Regions from separate parts of the Homo sapiens genome. Here region 1 is linked to region 2. Evidence: chromatin contacts called from ENCODE Hi-C or POLR2A ChIA-PET data. All regions are on one chromosome and are shown on one strand. Each heading gives the region's core, a stretch centred on a gene start or an enhancer-like site at or near the end of the contact. The rest is flanking DNA. Distances are from core to core; before and after follow the strand shown. Region 1 holds the start of JCAD (junctional cadherin 5 associated). Region 2 holds the start of MTPAP (mitochondrial poly(A) polymerase).

Evidence for each region. Hi-C counts contacts between places; a loop is a spot of excess contacts on that map. ChIA-PET counts read pairs that join two places held with the same protein, here RNA polymerase II (POLR2A). Pooled maps may share reads with other maps.
Region 1: a map of IMR-90 shows a loop between it and region 2 (13-fold over the local background). The contact joins the promoter of JCAD here to the promoter of MTPAP in region 2. A Hi-C loop is called at or near these places in 3 of 168 maps with a recorded cell type or tissue (IMR-90, chondrocyte and sigmoid colon) and 11 of 50 pooled maps. POLR2A ChIA-PET finds 5 or more read pairs at or near these places in 2 of 52 experiments (AG04449 and WTC11).

What each region holds. Positions count from the first base shown.
Region 1 is chr10:30,057,881-30,061,111 of GRCh38, forward strand. JCAD (junctional cadherin 5 associated) reads right to left here and starts at 1,706. Exons shown (of 4, transcript NM_020848.4): 1 at 1,602-1,706. LOC101929256 (a long non-coding RNA gene) reads left to right here and starts at 958. Exons shown (of 4, transcript XR_001747405.2): 1 at 958-1,146. RefSeq lists a silencer at 1,649-1,818.
Region 2 is chr10:30,347,214-30,350,935 of GRCh38, forward strand. MTPAP (mitochondrial poly(A) polymerase) reads right to left here and starts at 2,065. Exons shown (of 9, transcript NM_018109.4): 1 at 1,906-2,065. The coding sequence starts at 2,062. RefSeq lists enhancers at 545-1,045, 1,627-1,726, 1,737-1,806, 1,857-1,906, 1,937-2,076.

The sequences.
Region 1 (3,231 bases), core at 456-2,955, 290 kb before region 2:
TTTAACAAACTCCCAATGTCACACGAAAACCAACACAAGTCCAATGAAATAGAATCTGCATATGATTTCCAAAAAAGCCTGTATGCATTCTTGCTTTGCCGGGTGGTCTTAAAATTCTAAAATGAACTGACATTCCCAAAGTTTTACCTGTACAGCCCATGACCCTCAGTTCACACCATGCAGACTGCCTTTTTTTGCCAGAGCATTTCTGGCTGCCCGAATCCTACCCATCAGGCCCCTTCCCCCAAATCCCTGTATTTTGCAACCCTAGCCCTCAATCTCTGGGTTATCTATTCCTTGTAAATCTGAAAAGACAAAAGACCGGAGAAGGAAAACAAGTTGTGGGAGAAACATCACATTAAACTGTCAGGACAGGAAACCCTGGGAGTTGTGTGGTCTGCACCGCCCCACCCCTCTCCCCAAGACTAAGACCAAGCTACTAGATTTGGGGAGGGAATGAGGACACGGGAGGCGGGTGGAGTGCGTGCGGGGGTGGGAGAGTGGGTGTAGGTGTGGGGAGGTGATGTGCCCAAGCTAATTCCCCCAAGGCCTCTCTACTCCTTAAGCGCGTGGATGACCAAACACCAGGGCATGCCCAGGTAGCGCTGGCCTAAAGTTCTCGTTTTTATTTTCTTCTTCAGTAGTGAAATCACAGCTTCTTTACAAATGCCCAGAAGAATCCCAGGCGCTCTGCTTCTTGACGGAAGCGAGAGGGGCGCTTTTTAGCAGCTAGTGCTGGGCCCCACTGTGGCCAGGGCATCGAGGCAAACCCTGGCATTTTGGGGGTGAACGGACCCCGACTGGAGACGGGGGAAGTAGAGGGTGCCCGCGGAGATCTGAGCGCAGAGACCCTAGGAGGGCGGGTTCCAGATCCCATAAATGAGATAATTAACGGGATTTACAGCACTCCTAGGCGGGGCTCCTGCCCTTCTCCCATCCCACGCGCAGCCAGGAGCCGGGCGGCCCCGGGCACTCGCTGGGAGGCAGCTGCGATTAGCGCCCTAATCCCCAGCGCAGACCGCGCAGAGACCGGAGCGGGAGCGGGGCCGCGGCGGGAGCCCCCCACCGTCCCGGGCAGTCCAGACGGCCGGGGCAGCGTGGGAACTGGGACCTCGGGGACCCAGCGCGGCGGCTGTCAGCTCTGGGGTGAGGTCCGCGAGATCTGGGCGCGAGGGCGCGGGAGGGGTTGGTGGACACAGGCTGGGGAGGGCGACTTCGAGAGGGGAGTGAGTGACCCCGGCCCCCCAGGCCCTCCGCGCGCCGAGGGGCGACGCGAGCGCTAACGCCAGCCGCGGCCCGCGGTGCCCGCCCCGGGACCCCCGCGCTCCGAGCGGGGCACCTGAGGGGAGGGGACGCCCCTCCCGGGCTGGCAGGCGCCCTCCACCCCGAGGCTGCCGGGCTAGGCACCGCGCGGGGGGCCCAGGCGGGGCTGCGACTGGGGGTGCAGACATCCCCCACCGCCAGGGTGGCTGGAACCGGAGCGACGTCCCAGCTGGAGAAGTTGGGGGGAGTGCGGGAGGCTGCGGGTGAGGCCCGCGAAGCGCCGTGGGAGCGGCCCTAATGGACGGTGGGAGCCAGGAGGGTTAGACGCCGGGACTTACCGAGCGGCTCCCTCATGCCGCCTCGCGCCGCCACCGCCGCCGCTCCGGCCGGCCGGGGACCAGCGCGACCCGCCCCGCCTGCAGCCGCCGAGGCCGAGCATGCCCGGAGAACCGCCGTCCGCCCCGCCCACCGCCCGGGCCCGCCCCGCCCACCGCCCGGGGCTGCCTCCTCTGCGCTGAGGGCGGTATCCAGGCCACGAGCTTCCTAGGCTTTTGGGGTCCGCCTGCGTGGGTCGCGCAGAAGGCACAAGTGAGCTGACCACCATTCCCTCTTTTCTTGTCACTTGGGTTTGGGCCACGTCAACCCTGTGGAAATGTCCAAAGACACACACACTCTCACAGATACACAGAAAGCAAACATATTCATATCACACAAACACACAAAGATGTATGCAAACACACTCATATACACCCACACACAGATGCACACAAACACACTCACAGGAAACAGGCGCACACAAACACATATACAGGACACACAGGTGCACACACAGTCACAGACAAGTGCACACACACTCAAATACAGTCACACGCAGGTGCACACAAACACACCCATATACAGTCACGCACAGATGCAGCCAAACACACTGACACATATACATACATACATGGGAACACAGTATGGCTATACACACACACACACACACACACAAACGCACCCACATAACACATCGATATTATGAAGAGCAGAAAACAGTGATGGTGACAACAGCTTGGGATTTACTTCTTTCAAAAAAAAGTCTGAAGGAGTCTGGAAGCCACCTTCAGATCAGCTGGCCCATACTCTCCTGTGGCAGAGGAGGAAACTGATGACAGGAGCAGGATTTGCCTACAGGGCAGGGGTAGGAGGAGAGATAGGAGGAGGTCAGTGGGAGAGTTCAGACCAGAATGAACATTTGGGGTCATTTGGGTAACCCCAAACCCACTCCATATTTCTCTTACAGCGGGAAGGGGCAGAAAGATTAGACTGCTGCCTGGGTCTGCTCAGGGCGAACGTTTTCATAATTTTGGAAGGCAGACAGAAGACAAAAAATGTGAAATATTGCTGATGCATTGGGGAGAGACAGGGAATGTTAGTTAAGTCCACCCAGACAAAACATGGATGGCACAGCAGACTGGTGACCTTGCCAAATTAGTTTTCAGAAAACTACTTAGCCACATCATGATTTTAGGACTGTATTTGCTGTCGAAACACCAATAACTAACTTTTTTTGCTCTATTACCACATCTGAGCCCTTCCTATGTATTATTTCTTTTAATCCTCATCACAGTTTGATGATATGGGCACCACTTTACAGATGAGGAGTGGGCTCAGGGACGGGCACAGATGGCAAGCTGCAGAATCTAGCCCAAGACCCTCGCTCTGAACCACCAGAGCAAGGTCGTTTCTTTGTTCTCTTGAATCATATGTTCCTCATGGTTAGTAGCAACGTATAATCTAACACAGCATAAAAGCTAAACACACTATTGCTGGAAAAGAACGAACAATGTAATTGAATGTTGTATTGTGCATTATCAGGAGTGCGTGGGAGGAAACCAGATGGTGGCGATAGGAGCAGGCAGCATGATTAGGGGCTCGAGAACCAGGTAGCTCAGGTCCCGGGCTTGGCTTCTCTGCCACTTTCTAGAT
Region 2 (3,722 bases), core at 815-3,314:
AAATGGGAAATTAACAGATTTTAGCTCACTATAAATATTTTTCAACCATTAGAGGCTGACCAAAAATGGAATTGACTGATTTATGCAACAATGTTCCTTATTGCTATAAACTGGTAATGAATCCTCACACTGAATGAAAAACTGAATTGGATATTTCTCAAGTTCCTTCCAATTATAAAATCACATGCTTCTAGGTGAGTATAAGGTGTACTTAACTGTCCTTCTTTAAAATGGTAAAGACATCCAAATGAGGATTTTGTTATTTCCTGCAAGAATCCCTGAATATTTAGTCGTATTATTCTAATGACACAAAATGAAACATTTCCTTAAAAAAGAAAAATAGCAAAGCTACAGTAAATGAAGAGTATAGTCTTGGAATTAGAAGTGAGTTTTACTGGCTGGGCGCGGTGGCTCACGCCTGTAATCCCAGCACTTTGGGAGGCCAAGGCAGGCAGATCACCTGAGTCTGGAGTTCAAGATCAGCCTGGCCAACATGGTGAAACCCCATCTCTACTAATAACACAAAAATTAGCCAGGCGTGGTGCCACGTGCCTGTAATCCCAGCTACTCGGGAGGCTGAGGCAGGAGAATCACTTAAACCCGGGAGGCCAAGGTTGCCGTGAGCCAAGATCGTGCCATTGCACTCCAGCCTGGGTGACAGAGCAAGACTTCGTCCCGAAAAAGAAAAAAAAAAAACAGTGGGTTTTTTAATTTTTGCCACCGAATAGCTGAGTTTAGCTTGAACTACTCAAGCTACCCTTGGACTACCCTGTTCCCTCATCTATAAAATGGAGTAACAGTTATTTCCTTCCACACCTACGCTACAGGGTTGTTTCATATATCAAAGAGCATATGAACATACTCTCAAATTTAAACACCCATACAAATGTTAAATTACAATAGCTTTTTTGGCAGAATCCTTACTCAAATTTTCAGCGTTACTTAGAAATGTTCAACAGAAGTAGCTTCCACTAAATACAATCCAATCAATATTTGAATGAAATACATAAAGATTTCTCACTGCCTGCCAATGTAAGTCTTTTATACAGTCTGATAAAGACACCAGCTTATTTTAGGGAAAAAATAGCTCCAAGGAATCGTAGAAGTCAATACATTTTGTTTAATAATTTGACTAGAAGTCTAAATTAACTGAGCTAGTGACCTTGCCTAAGTTATTTACCTCTTTGAACCATTTTCTACATCTGTAAAATGGACACAGTGATACATTTCTTGCAAGATCGTTTTAAGAACTGTAAATAGAATACACAAGCTCTTGAGTCACAAGAGAGGTTCAATAACACTGGCTTCTCAATACACAAAGAAGCATATAAATGTAGAACGAACGCGGGACAACAGCCTGTTGCAGTGAATCCAAATCTGTTACCAGACTGATTTGGTTCAAAATGGCCAAAAAGAATAAAGTAAACGGCAGTACATTTCATAGACAGAACCCTATGTCTAGGAACCAAGAATCCTCTTGATTCATCAGGCTACAATATAACTCGGCCTCCAGCAACAACTTAATGTATCAAAATCAGAAATATACGTACACGATGCAGCGACTGGCTCAGGTGTGTAGCATTACTATCATTGGGAACACTATTTCGTCAAACTGTAAAGTGCAAGCAAACTGGGTTCCTGACCTGAATTTCATGGAAGTCTAAACAACTCCATTACTGTACACAGGAGTCGCCCCAAACAAACATCACACATCTCACTTCTGCCTCAGCAACGGCGGCGACCCTGGGTTCCCCTACAGAGATCAGAGGAGAGGAGAGGACAGGACACAGCCCCACCCTCTTGCCAAAGGGTCCACAGCCGTTTCCACAGGCCACGTGTTTCCCCGTGATCCCAGACTCCTCGCCCGCTGTGGGACGGAACTACAGGGCAAACCGGCGCCATCACCTGTCTCCACGCTCCCTGAAGGCTGCTCGTCTCTCCTAAGGTCTTTGGCCACAGTTCCTGGGCAACTCAAAAGCCTGACGATAGGCCGCTGGACTCGAGTTCTTCTCCGGGCACACAGGTTCAAACGGGTCAAGAGCCCCACGCCGGGAACCGCCATTGCTAAAAAAAAAAAAAAAAAAAAAACAGCACTAGCGCGAAGCTGAAAGGTCAGCGCGTTTTCGCGCATGCGTCGGGGGGGAGGGGGGGGGCAAAAGAAATGGGAAGCCTCGAGGGTCAAACTAGGCGAAAGAAGTTCGCTTTTAGAGGAAGAGAGGAAATTGAGGCCGGAAAGAAGATACCTAAGCTTTCAGACATGGTTTACTTCCACAGTCACACAATTTACCAAATGAAAAGTTCCATAGAAGGAGCGCTCCACCTACTCTTGTAAATAGCATCATGAAAATAGAACCAGAGCCCGGGCGCGGTGGCTCATGCCTGTAATCCCAGCACTTTGAGAGGCTGAGGGAGGTGAATCTCCTGACGTTACGGGTTCGAGACCAGCCTGGCTAACATGGCGAAACCTTGTCTCTACTAAAAAATACAAAAAAATTAGCTGGGCGTGATTACATGCCTGTAATCCCAGCTACTTGGGAGGCTGAGGCACGAGAATCACTTGAACCCAGGAGGCGAAGGTTGCAGTGAGCCGAGATCGCGCCACTGCACTTAAGCCTGTGCAACAGAGCGTGACCCTGTCTCAAAAAAAAAAAAAAAAAAAAAGTTAAAATAATGGAAAGGCTTTTAACCTCTCTGAAAGGGGCACCAGGAGCAGGCAGGGCATCATCATCTTCCTTGAACCATGTGAGGACATTTTACAACCTCTGCCAATATGCCTCAATTCAAATTAAAATTCAAGTGGTTTTGCCAGCCCCTCCTCCAAGTGAGAGGTACATACCTCATCTTAAAGCCATACGAAAGGCATTGGAGAGGACTGGTTCAGTCTTCTCATTTTGGACATGAGAAAGTGGGGCACAGATCAGACAACGACTGGCTATAGGTCACACCTGGGGAGTCAAAGTTTAAAGTCAGAGCTCTGCCCTTGATTCAAGGCTCCTCCTCAGTGCCTGTGTCATAACCAGTGGCCCTTGCTCGGGTGCCTGGGAAAAGGACATACGAAACAGTGCAAAGAAGCCTGCAACTGAAGGCAGCCTCCCCGGGGGAATACACTGCTGCTGGAGGCGAAAGGAAAAGCAAGGGGCCTCGCAATCGGAGCGTGAGAGAGGACAAACCAGCACCGGAACTGACTAGCCAGCTCTGTGTTAGCATGGTGCTATTGCCTTGCAGGTATTTTCCTTTTTAATCATCTCAACAAATCTGAGTGATTAAACCCATTTCATGGATGAGAACACGGAGGCTTAGAGACAGTAAGTAACTTGTCTAAGGTGGCCTCATTAGAAGTTGGCTGTGCTGGCTGGGTGTGGTGGCTCACGCCTGTAATCCCAGAACTTTGGGAGACCAAGGCGGGAGGATCACCTGAGGTCAGGAATTCCAGACCAGCCTGGCCAACATAGCGAAACCCTGTCTCTACTACAAATACAAACATTAGCCAGGTGTGGTGGTGGGCACCTGTAATCCCAGCTACTTGGGAGGCTGAGGCAGGAGAATCACTTGAACCCAGGAGGCAGAGGTTTCAGTGAGCCAAGATTGTGCCACTGCACTCCAGCCTGGCAACAGAGCAAGACTCTGTCTCAAAAAAAAAGTTGGCTGTGCCATTTGACCCCAGGTCAGTCCCCAGATCCTGGGCCTTCCACTCGGACACACACTCAAGGCCACCCTCAGGC